Regions from separate parts of the Mus musculus genome. Here region 1 is linked to region 2. The links are chromatin loops, found by intact Hi-C in ENCODE. Cell type or tissue: left cerebral cortex. All regions are shown on one strand. Links, peaks and the distances in the headings refer to the core of each region. The heading gives the core; the rest is flanking DNA. Region 1 overlaps Zfp148 (zinc finger protein 148). Region 2 holds the start of Zfp148 (zinc finger protein 148).

What was found. Hi-C counts contacts between places; a loop is a spot of excess contacts. Peaks named below come from ENCODE experiments on the same cell type or tissue, not always from the same donor. Only the 100,000 strongest peaks of a DNase experiment are listed, where the experiment ranks them.
Region 1: a loop joins it to region 2, with 2.0 times the contacts of the local background. A loop is called at or near these places in 3 of 42 quality-filtered maps.

What each region holds. Positions count from the first base shown.
Region 1 is chr16:33,453,256-33,461,444 of GRCm38, forward strand. It overlaps Zfp148 (zinc finger protein 148), which reads left to right. Exons shown (of 9, transcript NM_011749.4): 5 at 3,621-3,746. Among named protein-coding and RNA genes, the nearest start is that of Slc12a8, 61 kb to the right of the region's middle. In left cerebral cortex, for the core only: no CTCF peak of the experiment used is centred there; no DNase peak of the experiment used is centred there.
Region 2 is chr16:33,376,328-33,384,516 of GRCm38, forward strand. It overlaps Zfp148 (zinc finger protein 148), which reads left to right and starts at 4,448. Exons shown (of 9, transcript NM_011749.4): 1 at 4,448-4,700. It overlaps 1700007L15Rik (RIKEN cDNA 1700007L15 gene), which reads right to left and starts at 4,409. Exons shown (of 2, transcript NR_045709.1): 1 at 4,189-4,409; 2 at 3,527-4,052. In left cerebral cortex, for the core only: CTCF peaks have their summits at 2,257 (motif pointing left), 3,143 and 4,275; DNase peaks (open chromatin) are centred at 2,743, 3,127, 3,421, 4,398 and 4 more places; H3K4me3 peaks cover 3,151 bases; H3K27ac peaks cover 3,359 bases.

The DNA.
Region 1 (8,189 bases), core at 1,734-6,733, 77 kb after region 2:
GCATCTTTGAAAATTTTTATTTTTATTATTATCTCTCAGTGTATATGATGTATGTATGTGGGCAGAGATCAGAGACAACTTTGTGAAGTTGGTTCTTTCCTTCACCTTTCTTTGCATTCCAGGGTTTGAACCCACGTCTCTAGGTTTGTTCAGCTGTGACTTTATCCCACTAAACCATCTCTTTGCCCCACTCCAGTTCTTTTTGTAAAAACCTTTTTGTTGCAGTGATGGGGGGGGGGCATAGCTGAGCTTAGTTTGTGTTTAGATGAACTGTGTACTTGAGACTTGAGCATAATTAGATTGTTTCATTATAGTAGCAAATGTTTTTGGACCATTCTAAAACTATGATTTACTGTCTGCCTGGGTTTGTACATGTGTTTGTACATGTTACATGTGTGCCTCATATTTAAAAGATCGTATTAATATGATCAATTTCCATGTATGTGTAAGGAAAACTGTATTTTTAAAATTGTGCGCTCATGAAGAGCTGTTGCCTGTAGAACTTACTTATGAGTCAGCTTTAACTGTGTATTAAAGAGTTCCCGTGTTTTCTGTTTTGGGATTTTTTGGAGACATGATCTCTGTTCAGTCCTGGCTGCTCTAGAACTCACAGAGATCCTCCTGCCTCTGCTCCTCCAAAACTGGGATATAGTTGCATGTGTGTGTGTGTTTTACCCCCATTATAAACAACATCAAAGTGTCAGAATTGCATTTTGGAGCCTCTGTGAAATTGAGCAATTCCACAGCTGCCTTATCTCTCTTTGCTGTGTGCCCAGCCTCAGTCTGATACAGTTATTAGTCAAGCAGTCCTGTGCTTGTTGTCACCTGTCTTCCAGCCGCATCTCTGAGATGCTATGAATCTTTGTACCATAATTTTTGTAGTGTTTTGAAAATGTAGTCACACTAACTGTTGTTTGGGGCACAAGCCTTAGCTTCAGTGTCCCTAACAAATGAGACCCAGTTTCCGCTCACAGTACCACCTGACAGCAGTAGTGGGGAGCACAGAAAGGGAAGCTGGGCTGAGAAGAGGACTCGAGTCCACGGGTAGGGTCCTGACGTGAGATTTAGGTTTAAACACAGAGCAAGAGTGTAACTTCCGTAGCTAGCAATCCTGGTCAGAGCACACCCCCTTGACAGGCATTTGACTGTCTTTGTCTGGGCTTTAGTCTGTCCTGAGGTGGCCTGTTAATTTGTTGAAATCTGTGTGAAATCCCTTCCCAGGAGACAGTTCCTTCCTTGGCTGGCACTTTGGGCTTTGGCCATCCCCTCCCTAGGGAAACAGCAATTCCTTGAGGCCCAGTGTTTGACTGGCCTGGTAGGCAGTTAGAGGCACTTTGTTCTTGTCAGGGCACTTAAATCTTTAGCACTCTGTGTTTACTTAGATGGTTTTCAGGGGGCTCTGGTGTTATTTTTAACAAAATTACAGAATTTTTTGTATTCATTTAATGATAAGTTTAAAAGGTTGCACTGAGGAGGTTGACTGATGACCCCCAGTCCGATGAGAATTAACTGTATCATCAGTGTCCTTAGAACCTCGGTGTTTTAAAGATAGGCAGCTCTGGAACCCAGATTTGAAGATGGGATAACAGTGTTGTTGACATTGAATGCATCCTGGACTCTGTTTCTCTAATTATTGTATAGTAAGCATTATGTCTTAAGTAAAGCCTTATACAACTTTATAATTATACCTTTGGTAGTGATTTGTTGAAAAGGCTAGGAAATGTGAAAAAAAAAAGAAAACTATATTGAACATAAATGAAAAATATATTGTTTCTATTATTTGATTGAATTTTCTCTTGATATGATCAGTTTTTAGAATTTTGTGGTTTTCTTGATCTTAAAAAAAAAAAAAGGACATCAAAATGTCTAAATATAGTTCCCAATACTGTATTGAGCTTTGCTGGAACCTAGCCTTTCTTGTGCCTTAGTATTAGACCCTTAATTGCTTGTGGCAAGGGAACCGATGCTGCTTACCTCACTGCTCGCTCTTAGGTCTTACCCCTTTCCAAGACACCACTAATCATTTTTTTCTCTACTTCAACAAAGTTTCTCAGTTTCATATACTCCGTTTTTGTTTTTCCACCTCCTATTGATTATTTTTAGCATTTTGTGTACGTGGTGTATGTGTTCAGTCACTCTGAAAACATTATGGAGGTTCAGCAAAGAGAAGAGTACACTTTTGAGGTGGGTGGTTACAAAAGACTTTGTCCCGCACACAGGTCCAGTAAGCTGAGCCTTGCTTTTAGAGAGGTTTAGGTTTACAGGAATTGGGGTGTTTGCAGGGTGGGGCAGCAGCAAGAGGTAATTAGCAGCCCTGAGTGAGCAGTCCTGTCACATGGGTGGTGGACGTTGTCTTAGCTCTGGTAGATCTTGCAGAAGTCTCTTGCTTACCAGGATGGGTGTTTATCAGAATAGGGTTGCTTCTGCTCCAGGGAACTCTGCCTTGTGAGGATATGCTGTTCTGGGTATCCAAGGTGACGCCAGAGGAAAGGCCAAGGACAATGATTTATCTATGCCATCAACCATTCAGGAGATGAGATAGATTATACAGACACTCCTGGAGAGGGAAGAAGGCAACCCAAGGTAAAGGAGACAGACATAACCAAAGTAGCAAAGCCGGGCTTTTATCCTAAATTTAGTCACCTTGAAGCCCAAGGGAACAGTCAGCTCGTTTGTTTGTTTGTTTGTTTGTTTGTTTGTTTGTTTTTTAAACAAAAGCAGTTTCTAAGTGCCTGTTACAATTCTCCCCTGTATATGAATATTCTCAACCTTGAGAAAACTAGAGGATCAGCTAATCTAGCCTTATAGATTTCCTGGCTAGTGATGAAATAGTATATGTGAAAGGGGCAGGATCTAAGGTCAGAGGCATATAAAACAGAGCAGGATGTTTATACCTAAAAGTAGAAGTGCCCCTATAGAGCAGAGTCAAAGAACATGGAGGAAATTCTCTTGGGAGTCGCAATTGTCACAAGCATCATGTGTGTGAAATCTAGTGAAAGGAAATTAGTGTCAGGTAACCATGTGTAAGATTCATTTCCTCCTAACTTCCTGGCTATAGTTACTCTTGGAAGGGCATACACAAGTGTCTTGGTTTTTGTTACTGATTTTAAGACAAGGTTTTTGTATGCAGTCTGGATTGGCTTCAACCTCATGATCCCCTCCCCCACCTTCTGCCTCCCCGTGTTGGAGATACAGGGAAATGTTACCATATCATTTCAATTCTGACAACTACCCCATCCCGCATACACACCGTTTGTCTCTGAACAGTTCTCTCGCATCTGGCTCACTGTCCTGTGCTTTGATTTGATTCATCCCTCATCACCACAATGGAATTTATCCTGGTTGGTTTGATCTGGTTTCCATGTGTAGGGAGAAAGAACAGATGCCAAGGACTTAACTACTAGTCAAAGCTTTTTGGCTAATTTCAAACAATTAAAGAAGTATAGAATGAATATACAGAACTTTCTTGGAGTCCATCCTCAGGCTTAATTCTCTCTGTCCTATGGGCAATGTCCTAGCATCCCAAAAAATACTCTCAGGTTATCTTGTTAGTTGTACTTCTGCAGAATACACATTGGACTTTATGCATTTCTAAAATCAGCTTTGTTTTTTTTAAACAGATAAGTGTAAAGCAGGAAATTACTTTTACTGATGTATCTGAGCAACTGATGAGAGACAAAAAACAAGTCAGAGAGCCAGTAGACTTACAGAAAAAGAAGAAGCGGAAACAACGCTCTCCTGCAAAAGTAAGAGACTGTGCTAAGGTGTGGTCGCTAACCTTTCATTTTAACTGTTGGGTTATCCTGTGGGCAGAACCTCTTTCAACCTTAATCCAGATCTAGAGGTCTTAATGTGGATCAGTAGTTGGTGTGCTGTGCCCACTTCTGTAGGAGGAAGTAGAGAAGAGAGATGCATACCTGTGTGGATGTGGTGGGCCATAGCTTACAATCTCTCTCTCTTCCCCACCCCTCCCTCCCTCTCTCTCTCCTCCCTCCCCTACCTCATCTGTATTACCCCTTCCTTTTTTTCCCTAAAAATGAATTTTCGTCTTTCCATGTCTCCCTTATACTTATAAACTAACAAGATAATGTATGATCCTTGCTTATTGTTCATATTTTAATACAAGTGTTGATGTTTCATGAAAGTTTACGGTGCTCATCAGAGACACCTTTAATAGACTGTACGCTCCCTGAGGGCAGAGGCCTCATCTTACCACAGCTGTATCAAGAACCTGAAGTGGGAGGCTGAATGGACACATGATTGGTGCTGTTTGAGACTGTCCTCTTTTGTGTTTTCCCTTGCAGTGGCAGTGTCCTGCTGTTGTGTAGTATGAAGCAGTGGGAATTCATCTTCATAGTTATTTCCCCCATGTTTTACCTTGTGTAGTAAAGACGCCATCCTTTCCCTCATCCTTTATTAGCAAGGTCCCAGCCGAAACTCGTCTTGAACTTGAGGTGTAGCCAAGGATGACTGTGCTTTTGATTCTCCAGCCTCTGTGTCTTAAGTGCTAGGATTGCACAGGAGTGTGCCACCGTGCATAGTTTATACAGGCCTGGAGACTGAATAAAGGGTTTTATGCATGCTAGACGAGTGCTTTGCATTCTGAGCCACGTCTTCAGTTCCCCCTTTAAGTATATTATATATGCCTCCCTCCCTCTTTGTGACAAGTTCTTGCTATGATCTAGGTTAGGCTGACCTTGAACTTGAAGCCTTTCTACCTCCATCTCCTGATTGCTAGGATTATAGGCATGCACTACCTTGCTAATTAAGTAACAGGATCTTTTTGGAGGCTACTTAATTGTAGTTTTTATTTAAAATCATAATCATTATCTATCTTGTACACTTGATAGTGTGGCAAGAGCAGCTAGTAGTACTGGCTTGCAAGAGCAGACTGCTAACATTTCAGCAGACTAGGAAATCCTCCTGTTCCTCTCGTTCCCCATTGTTAGACACCCCTTGCTACTGTCTAAGGGATACAGAACATATGCCTACGGGATTCTATTATATAAAATAAGTGAGTTATATTTTTGATTCTCTGCCATATATATATTCCCTTTCTGTCTACAAAATTTAGTAGATTTGTATAAATGTAATTTCCTGATTTTTCAACTTGTAAAGTGTACTTAACCCATTTTTGTACTTAAAGTTAATAATAGTTTTGTTTTTATAGTGCTAGAGATCACACACACACACACACACACACACACACACACATACACACACTCACACATGCACATACACACAAGCCCTTACTCATTCTAGACAAGCATTATATCATTGAGCCATATCCTCAACTCTAAAAAGTGTTTAAGCATTTTTATTAACCGTGTAATAAATTACCTTGGCAAGATCATGTTATAATTAATGATCGTTTTGCTGAACATTGCTGTGTTGTTGTATTCTTTTCATTTCCTTTGTAAGGCGATGCTATATGTGTATCGGTGCTGTCTGTTTCTGGAATCAGGGGTGTACTCTTGATTTCCAGAGCTGTCGTGCAGGTTATGTTTTTGACTGAGTGCCTGTGACTGGGCTGCTGCACTCCTAAGAAAGAGCCCAGAGGGTCATGCAGGCCTTCTGGAGCCACCACAAGAGCCACACTGGAGCTGGAATGCACGTGGGGGCATACTAAATTCATCTTTCTCATTTGTTTCACATTTTGTGTTTCACATTTTATGGAATATACCTGCCCCCCCCTCCACACACATACATTTTTTTTTAATTTTACTGTTTTTCTCAATGACTAATATGATGTTTTTATTGTTATTACCCTTTACATTAACATTTGTCAGAGTCACTTCAGGGTTTATGAAAAATTAACTTCCAAAATTGTAGTGATGGTTGATTGTGCTACTTTGTGCTCCCTGCTTACATATGAGAAATCTGTTTTAAGATTTTAGGTTTTATTTACTTATTTATTTTTATTGTATATATATTTTGTCTATGTGTATATACCATGTTCATGCCTAGTGTCTGTCTCCACCAGAAGACACTTTAGATCCCTTGGAACAGGAGTGACAGGTGGCTGTGACCACTCACAACTGAACCCAGGTGCTCAGGAAGAGCAGCAAATGTTCCTAGCCTGAGCCAGCTCTGCAGACTCTGCTCAAAACATGTGCTGCTATTATTTCGCTAGATATTTTATTGCCCTGTTTTACTGGTGCTATTCTGTAAGTTATTATTTTTTTTAAGGTTGATTTATTTTGTGTATGTATGTGAATCAAGTGCAAGCCTGGTGTCTGAGGAAGTCAGAAGAGGGCACTGGCTCACCTGAAACTGTGAGCCAGCCTGTGGTGCTGAGAACCAGACTCAGGTCCTTGAGTGCTGAGCCATCTTTTCAGCACCTGTTTTTACTATTTTTAAATTATGTGTTTGTTTGCATATGAATGCTGGTGCTCTTGGAGGACATTAAAGGGCATTGGATTCCCTGCTTCTAGAGTTCCAGCTGGTGGTCAGCTGCCTGACATGGGTACTGGGAATCAGACCCAGGCCCTCTGCAAGAACAGTGCATGCTTCTAACCACTTAACTCACCAGCCTGCCTCTGAAATTCTCACTGAAGTCTAGATGATTAGTGTCCTGTAGAAGATGACTGGAGTCTTGTCTAAGTCAGTTTTTTGAGGATGTCTAATTTAAAAGCATCGCTACGGTAATTTGTCCCAATTATTGTAGTGGCCGAATGAGAGGAGTTCCAGGCCGAATGAATGGAAGGACTGTTTCTTAGAACAATAAAGTACAGAGCAGACACAAATGAAAATAACAAAAATAGTTACTTTAAAAATTGTTAAAATTGTTCCCAGCAGGGTATGGTGGTGTATTCCTCTAATCTCAGCACTTGGGAGGCAGAAACAAGTAGATCTCTTGTTTGTCAAAGCCAACCTGATGTACAGAGTGAATTCCAGAACAACCAGAGTTATACAGTGGACTTTTTGTTGTTGTTGTTTTGTTTTTAAGATTTATTTTATTTACATGAATATACTTAGCTTTCTTCAGATACACCAGAAGAGGACATCAGATCCCATTACAGATGGCTGTGAGCCACCATGTGGTTGCTGGGAATCGAACTCAGGACCTCTGGAAGAGCAGTTAATGCTCTTAACACTCTATCCCTGAGAGACCCAGTCTTAAAAAAAGAATAAGAAAGCCGGGCAATGGTGGCGCACGCCTTTAATCCCAGTACTTGGGAGGCAGAGGCAGGAGGATTTCTGAGTTCAAGGCCAGCCTGGTCTACAAAGTGAGCTCCAGGACAGCCAGGGCTATACAGAGAAACAGCAACAAAAACCTATACAAATTGTTCTTGCATGTTACAGAGTGGACAGAGAAAAGTGTGACTAGTTTTAACATTGATCTTAAGTTCCCCAGATGAGTGGTTTCTTATGTCTGAAATGTTAGGACTTTAGGCATAAGCTGGGTTCTGTTACACCTCCTCAGATATGTGTTAGTGCCATATTCAGATATTTCATTGAAGTAACTTATTCTGCCATTTTCATCGAAGATAAGTTTATCTGGATTTATAGTTTATAAACCAATGTGTTGATTGAGGGTTTTCTTTTTCAGTTTTAAGTTTCTCAGAATTCTAGGTGTAATATATGTTATGACAGTGTATAAGACTTTGGGGAAAGTTGTCAGAGAGTGGAAGGTTTAGGAATAATACGTAGTAGATGGGTGTGAGAACTAGAATTCAATATCTTTGGAAGGCTACTCTTTGCAAAGACATTTTTCAAACCTTAGTCTTTGCCCACTATCAGTGTCTTTCCTATATGCTGCTGTGTCGGATGAGATCTATATAGGAAATGCAGCTGACATACTGTGATGGAACTGTGTTGAGCACATCAGAACTCATGTCATGCTAACCAGGTCACCGTCACAGTCGGGAGGACCGCAATGTTAGCCATGGTAGTGAGGAGTACCACATTGCTCTGCCAGCATCAGCTGCTGACAGACACTTCAGAATCTTTGTCATCTTAAAGTAGGCAAGGATGCTTTGTCACTGAGTTGGGGGTATTATCTAGGTTAAGGTATTTTCTCTATTGTGAAAGAATCTACTTATGAAAATAGAGGAAAATTGTAGACGCTTGTTTCTTTCAAATGCCAAATTTCTCCTTTGGGTGAGGGAGAAAACCCTAGAGCTTCATGCATGCAAGAAAAACACTGTACTGTTAAACTCTATACCCCCAGCCCAAAGATTATTTCA
Region 2 (8,189 bases), core at 1,910-6,909:
TAAAGTCAACTCTGCGCACTCGAGAATGACTACAAGGACTGAATGGCTGGATGTCTCAAACATTGTCACTGGGTTGGAAGGGACAGAAGCCTGAGATGCCTCAGTGGGGACAGGCACGATGGCACGATGATCTGAACTCAATCTCTAGCACCCACATAGTAGAGGAAGAGAACTGACCTCAGCAAGTTGTCCTCTGACCTCCACACATTTGAAGTGACATGTACCACCCCACCACACGAATAAATAAACATACACAGTAAAGTTATTTTAAATGATAGACTCACTCAGGAACACACCATAGTGGTCTCTTTCTTTTCCTTCCTCTCTCTTCTCTTTCCTCCCCCCCTTCTTTCACAGGCTCTCGAACTTTCCAAAGTGGCCTTGGGCTGACTATGTGGCTGAGGGTGCCTTGAACTTGAGATCCTCCTGCCTCTTCCTGCTCAGTGCTGGGAACATGGGATGTGCTACATCTCCAACTCAGAACAGTTCCTGGAATAGTATGCTGCTGAGCGTGATGGCCTTTAATCCCAGCTCTCAGAAACCATAGGAGTGGGCTGGTGAGATGGCTCAGCGGGTAAGAGCACCTGACTGCTCTTCCAAAGGTCCGGAGTTCAAATCCCAGCAACCACATGTTGGCTCACAACCACCTGTAACAAGATCTGACGTCCTCTTCTGGAATGTCTGAAGACAAGTACAGTGTACTTACATATAATAAATAAATTAAAAAAAAACCACATATGTGACATATGTATGTGTGTGATATATTAAATGATTTATGCTTATCTAGCATTTTTAAAAAGGACTGAAAACAAAAAACCAAATAGTAACAAAGAGAAGGAGAATAGCTACCTGATATAAGGGAGGAACGTTGATTTTGGCTTGTGCCAAAGAAATTTTGGACATGGTGAGGAAGAAGACCATGGCAAGTGGTAGAGCGAGCTGCTCAGCTCATGGTGGCCAAGGAAGGGAGAAGAGGGCTGTGTCCAGGGATAAAACACACCCTTCAGGGGCTGGAGAGATGGTTCAGTGGTTAAGAGCACCGACTGCTCTTCCAAAGGTTCAGAGTTCAAATCCCAGCACCCACATGGTGGCCCACAACCATCCATAATGAGATCTGACACCCTCTTCTGGTGCATCTGAAGACAACTACAGTGTACTTAGATATATAAATCTTTAAAAAACAAACAAACAAACAAACAAACACATCCTTCAAGGGCACACAGCCTGTTTTGTTCAACCAGGGTTTGTTTCCTACTCTATTTCTCAGTGATATGATAAACTATGATGCTTTAGCAATCCCTTGCTAGGGTTAGCGCCCCCAGGATCTAATCACCTCACAAAGGCCCCACCTCTGAACACCATTGCATCGAGTACTAAGTCAGCACATGAGCTGTAGGGGAACATTCAGATACAGACAGGTGGTATGAGGGGGTTCTTTTGTGATCAGAGTGGTTGCTTGGGGGGTGGTGGTGGTGTTGTTTCAAGACAGGGCTTCTCTATGTGGCTCTGGCTGTCCTTTCCTAGAGCTTGCTTTGTAGACCAGACTCTCCTCAAACTCATGTATGTCCACTTGCCTTTACTTCCTAAATGCTGGGATTAAAGATGTGCACTACCACAAACTGGTAAGGAGTGGTTCTGTCCTCACTGTGGGGACAGACCTGTGCTCCTACATAGGATGGAGGTAAACTCTAAACACACATGAGGATGCACATGCCGGGTGTGGTGGCACATGCCCTTAATCCCAGCACTCGGGAGGCAGAGGCAGGCTGATTTCTGAGTTCGAGGCCAGCCTGGTCTACAAAGTGAGTTCCAGGACAGCCAGGGCCACATAGAGAAACCCTGTCTTGAAAAACCAAAAACCAAACCAAACCAAACCAAACCCCTGGAGGATGCACATGGGTTCAAAGGTCACAGATACTGCCCGGTTTTGTGGGCACTACGTAACAGGCTCCTGCCAATCTGCTGCTGTTGATGGCTCTCCATAGTTTTATATCACACCATTGGGAGAAGCTGGGTGAAGAGATAAAGGAGTTGTTTTGCCCTGTATTTGTAACTTCGTATAAGTGTACAGTCATTTTAAAAATTTATCATTAGGGGTGCCCCTGTGGATGTTAAGAGGACAACTTTGGGGCTGGAGAGATGGCTCAGTGGTTAAGAGAACCTACTGCTCTTCCGAAGGTCCTGAGTTCAAATCCCAGCAACCACATGGTGGCTCACAACCATCTGTAATGAAATCTGATGCCCTCTTCTGGTGCATCTGAAGACAGCTACAGTGAACTTAGACATAATAATAAATAAATCTTTAAAAAAAAAAAAGAGAACAACTTTGTGGAATTGATTCTCTCCATCTACTTTTAGTGTGAGTTGAGCTCAGGTTGCTATCTTGTGAAGCAAGTGCGGTCACCTGCTGAACCCCCTTGCTGATCCTTCATTTGTTTTAAAGAGTTATTTTTATTCATGGTGTGTGCTTGTGCATATTATCTGCCATGTGTGTGCAGGTGCTCTGGAAACTTGGGCCCTCTGAAAGAGCAGCAAGTGCTTTGAAATGCTGAGCCATCTCAGACAGGGTTTCTCTGTGAAGCCCTGGCTGTCCTGGAACTTGCTCTGTAGACCAGGCTGGACTCTAACTCAAGTGATACCCCTGCCTCTGCCTCCTGAGTGCTGGGATTAACGTCACTACCTTATGGCTGTCTCTCATTGTTTTAAAGTGGGTGAGTGGAAGAAATTTAAGATGGAAAGGAAGCAAGCTGCGTGGCCAAGACTGGTATTGGAAGGTAAGCAGCAGCAGTCTGGATAAAAAAAATGGACCAGCAAGAATTTCAAGAGCCTTCAATCACTCTTACTTTGAAGGCATGGTCAGTAGTCTTCTCCACTCTGCCCATTTTAGATGGTTGTTTCTTCCTTGTCTTAATTCTCTTCAGAAACAAAGAGATGTATTCCTAGTGGCAACCCTATTCATCTTAGTCCACTGGGTGTGACCCTAGGCTTTTAGCTCTTTCTAGTTATTAGCTTTACCACAGCTTAAACCTAAAAGTTAGCTTCTTGGCTGCCAGAGGGTTTTTTTTTTCTTCTCTTCCCTTTTTAAAAATACATCTGAATTTGATGTCACTGCAGTTGCTAGAAGTTGCCAGAAGGCTGTCCTCCAGCTAACTGTCCCTTGCTCTAGCTTGTATCACGGTTTTGTTACAATTAGCATTCAGAATATGCACTGTCATCTTATTAAAATTTATATTTTTTTAGTGGAGAAGGTTCAAGTAGAGTTTATTGTGAGGCTGTGGGCTCATCCCTGCTTTTCTTAGTTAACTGTGTTTGAATTCAGCTGAACTTCTGAGCCTCAGCTACTTCAAAAGGCGTCGCGGTTTACTAAGGTTAACGCCTGAGGGAATATTAACCTTGCAGACAGTAATCTAATTCAGTGTCATCACAAGTGCATAATGCGGGAGTTTGGAGTTTGGCCAAAAAGCCTATTCAAATGAACATTCAAGGGGTGGGGAGGTGGGTGTGGACAAGGAGAGAATTCCAGAAATGGTTATGTAGATATTTTAATGTCCTTTCCCTCTCACCTCAAAGGTTATGTTTAAGTATTGCAGAGAGGTGCTAAAATAAAGCCTTGAGATTGTGAAACAGAAATCCTAACGAAGGTGCTCCATCTCTCAGGAAGTTCCCAATAACCCGATCGACATTCACTGGGCACATTAAGTTAGCTGACCTTGTACTACTGTGTGGGCACAAAGGTCATTAACTGTAAGCCCTCCCTTTGTATAGGCAACTAAAGGGCCTTGGTGTTAAATGAGGGCGCTCCTAAGAAACCAGGATTTAGTGAAGGTCGTCGAAGGGCTGCCAAAAGATGGCTCAACTAAGCAATCTTAGGTATGCAGAGATTATAACCAAGTCTTTGCTGACATGCAGACCGTGGTTTGGGCCAACGAAGTCCTGACTGGGATCTCTTGCTTTTTCTCGGTGCCCACATCCTGCATCGCGGTTTGCAGACTCCAACCAGGTTTTCTAGTTTCAAGGGTGCAGGGTAGCATCTTCCGGAAAAAGAGGAGAGGCTAGGTAAGAGAATAAAAGAAAGATCCAAGAAATCCTGGCTAAACCCTTCATCGACGTTCCCGCCCCTTCCACTTCCCAGGGCCTGGGCCGCTATTTAATCCCCATTTTTCACTTCTCGGGGTGCCAGGCACGCACCCAGCCTCAAGGGGAGGACGTCCCTCTCAGTGGCTTTCCCAGCTCCCATCAATTTCAAAGCGTTTTCCTCTCAGGCCCATCAGGGGGACCCCCAGAGCGGGGCCCAGCTTTCCCGGCCACGCCGCGCTGCTGACACGCAGGCGCCAGAATCAAAGCCACGCTTGGTCTCGCAGCCAGGTCTCCGCGCCAAGCGAGGGCCGGCGGCCCGGAGCGCTTCCTGTGTGCGATGCTTCCCATAATGCACCGCGCCGGCAGCGGCGGCGACCGCGGCGACGCTCTAGCCGCGCCATGTCTGCCTCTCGACTGCTCTGGGAGGAGGAAGAGAAGGAGGAAGAGGAGGAGGAGGAGGAGGGGGAGGAAGAGGAGAAAGGCGCAGGGGTGGGAGCTGTCGCCGGAGCTGCCACAGCAAAAGTTCTCTCCCCTCCCCCTCGCCCTCCTCGTCGGGCCCGTGGGAAGGTCGGAGCCGCCGCCGCCTGCAGTCAGTGACCGCGCGCCTCGGCGCCAGCCCCGCGGTAAACGCTCGGCCTGGCAGGCCTGGGCCCGGGAGGGCGGGGGAGGGGAGGGGGCGGCGCGCGGTCGGGGGGGGGGGAGCGCGGCGACGACGGTGTGACCCGCAGGAGCGGCGGGCCGGCCGGCCGGGGGGCGGCCCGGGAGGCGGCGGGCGCAGGCCGCGGGGAGCGCGGGGCTGGGGACGCGAGGATGGTGGGTCGGGGCTTGGAGAACGGAGAATGACGGGGGCGGCGGAGGCGAGAGAGCGGGCGGCCTCCGAGGCCTGCGGCCGGTGTCGGGTAGGAAGGTGGGATGCACGCGGGGAGGCCTCGGGGTGCCAGGCTGTGGGCGACGAGGCCGGCCAGACCCTGGGGTTCTCCGCCGTCTTGGTGCAGTGCTTTCTGCACCGCAGGCCTCGGTCGCCGCTGCTGCCTCGGTGTGCTCGTTGGCTGCAGGGAAGGGCAGGGGCTGGTGAAAAGGGGATTGCTTGCAGGAAGCCGAGTAGGAGTGCGAAAGGGGAGAAAGGGGCCGGAGGGGAAGATGCCGGATAGGTGGAGGAATGCCGGGGGTGGCTGTGGAGCAGTCTTGAGGATTCTGAGGGTGTTCATTGTGCAGATACGTTAGGTGTTTCATTATGGAAAGAACCGAAGCGTTTCCAAGGCAAGGGGAAGAAGGCTAGAGTAGTTTCTACGGATAGAAGGAAGAGCGTTTGAAGCCAGAGGAGTGCTAAATATTGGAAAAGAAGCAGAGAATGCATAATAGAATAGACAGATGTAGCATAATTATCAAATGCTGGCCCAAGGTCTAAAGAGTTATTCCAGATGGGCCAGAGTGGCCTAGTTCGGAACCTGTTTGGGCTCTTCAGTAGATGACATCCGGTAAGTGTGGGTCCCCGCTTGGTTGGGGGTCATTGAGAATTTAGTCACTTAGCCTGTAGATTGGTTTGAGACATTTTAGTGCCGCACTAGTGAACTGAAAAATCTTTGAAAGAGACCTTGAGAAACCGCCTGGCTTCTGGGCATTCTTGAGGCCACGGAGTTGAGAATTTTAGCAGATTTGGAGTATTGTCTGTTACCGGAGGGTGGATGAACACCGTCCTGGAAGACGGTGGAATAGGAATTAACGTGGCCTGGCGGTGTTCTTCTTCACTGCCTAGCTTATATGGTACCACCAGAAGAGCTGGTGCCGTATTTCAGCCTAGGTTGCAGGACATAGATTGTAATTGTCCGGGTCAAGAGTTGGTGCATTCTAGTCTGGTCTTTGAAGGCTCCATTTGTCTAGTTCTATACTTCGGGTTGGCGGGAGATCCTTTTCCATTCACAGTTCCGGGTGTACTCTTTCACGGAGGCATGATGTTATTAAAGAAAATAACATCTGCAAGCAAAATGTAGGCAGAGCATCTAGAATATCTGTTATCTTAGCTTATAAGGAGGTCAGGAGTGGTTGTAATGCCTAAGGAAATCTGAAGTGACAGGATGAGTCGAGGTCTCATGAGGAGGGACAGTCCCTATGTTAGGAAACCAAGTTCTGCACTCCCTGAATGCACAGTAGACCACATTTTTCAAGAAGGAACACTGGGTGAGAACAGAGTCTTGTCCTTTTTGTTTTGTTTTGCTTTTTTTTTTTGAGACAGGGTTTCTCTGTAGTTCTGGCTGTTCTGGAACTTGCTGTTGTATACCAGGCTGGCCCGGAACTCAGAAATCCACCTTCCTGTGCCTCCTTAAAGGCACAGCCCGGCTAGAACAATGTGTTAAATTCTATTTGGATAGTGGTCACCTTTTGTTATTAAGAGAAATTACATAATGTGTTGTGGTATCATTTCAACTGAAGGGAAGACGAGTATGTTAAATGTGACAGATCTTTTTCATGGCAGTTGAAGGAAAAGAGAATAATGGGGAGGATGGGGTAACATTCGGGAGAGGGGAAGGAAACTCAGGTATATTCATTCCTTTTTCTTTCATTATAATTTTTCTTATAGAAATAACTGGATTTTTTTATTTTTAAAAAAACTTGGAAATTTTCCGGTTAGTGCATTTAGATTTGCTCACTTTTAAAAAGATTTTTTTTTTTTTTTTTTTGGTTTTTCAAGACAGGGTTTCTCTGTATAGCCCTGGCTGTCCTGGAACTCACTTTGTAGACCAGGCTGGCCTCGAACTTAGAAATCCACCTGCCTCTGCCTCCCAAGTGCTGGGAGCAAAGGTGTGCGCCACCACGCCCAGCTAAGATCTTATTTTTATTTATGCATATGTATTTGTCTATGTGAACATATGCCATGGATGTGAGGGTAACCAAGGAGGTTAGAAGAGAATGTTGGATCCTCGGGAGCTGGGATGACAAGCATTTTTGAACTGACTGATGTGGGTGCTGGAAACTGAACTTGGGTCCTTTGGAAGAGCAGGACGCACTCTTATTAGCTGCTTCTTTGGCCATTTTAAAAAAGGGCTTACTTGACATGATGCACCCATTTTTACTGTCATGGTGTTCGTGGCTCAGTTTCCCTCTGCTGCACTGGTATTGTGTATTGTCATTTCTTTTACTACTGAGTGCCAAATACAGTATGTTGTGTTTCTTATGCAAATAATATGAATATATGTAATTTTAAAAAACTGTCCTGAAGGGACTAACAATGAAAAGCAATGAAACAGGGGTTCATTGCAGTTTTGCTTTCATAGACTGCTGCCTGCTGTGCCCTGCAAGCCCCCCCCCCCCCTTTCTGAGACAGGGTCTCACTGTGTAGCTCTGTCTGAGGAGGGACTGGCTTTGTAGGCCAGGCTGGCCTCAAACTCAACAGAGATCCGCTTGCCTCTGCCTCCCAGGTGCTGGGATCACGGGCCCACATCACCGTGTCCAGTGAGCTTTTGTGTTGGTGTTCTGAGACAGGTTTCTGTCACCCAGGCTGGCCCCTTAAGTATGTAGGAAAGATGACCCTGACTGTCTGAACCTTTGCCTCTTTGATTTCTGGCATTACAGGTGTGAATTCCACAACTAGTTTCTGCAGTGCTGGGAACTGAACTGGGGACCAAGTTTTTTTTTTTTTTTTTTTTTTAATGTTTAATTATCTTATGTATATAAGTACACTGTAGCTGTCTTCAGACACAGCAGAAGAGGGCGTCAGATCTCATTACAGATGGTTGTGAGCCACCATGTGGTTGCTAGGAATTATACTCAGGACCTCTGGAAGAGCACTCAGTGCTCTTAACCACTGAGCCATCTCTCCAGCCCTCTCCTTTTTTTTTTTTTTTTTTTTTTTTTTTTTTTTTTTTTTTTTTTTTTAAAACAGGGTTTTTCTGTGTAGCCCTGGCTGTCCTGGAACTCATTATGTAGATCAGGCCAGCCTGGAATGAGTGCTGGACTGAAAGGCCTCGTTGAACCCAAGACTTTTTTGCATGTTGGGTAAGCACTACAACTGAGCTACAACTCCAGCCCTTTTTTCTTAACCATATTCTTACCTTCCACCTTAAGAGAATGAACACATAGCAGGAGGTGGAGTGCACCTTTAAGCCTAGCATTTG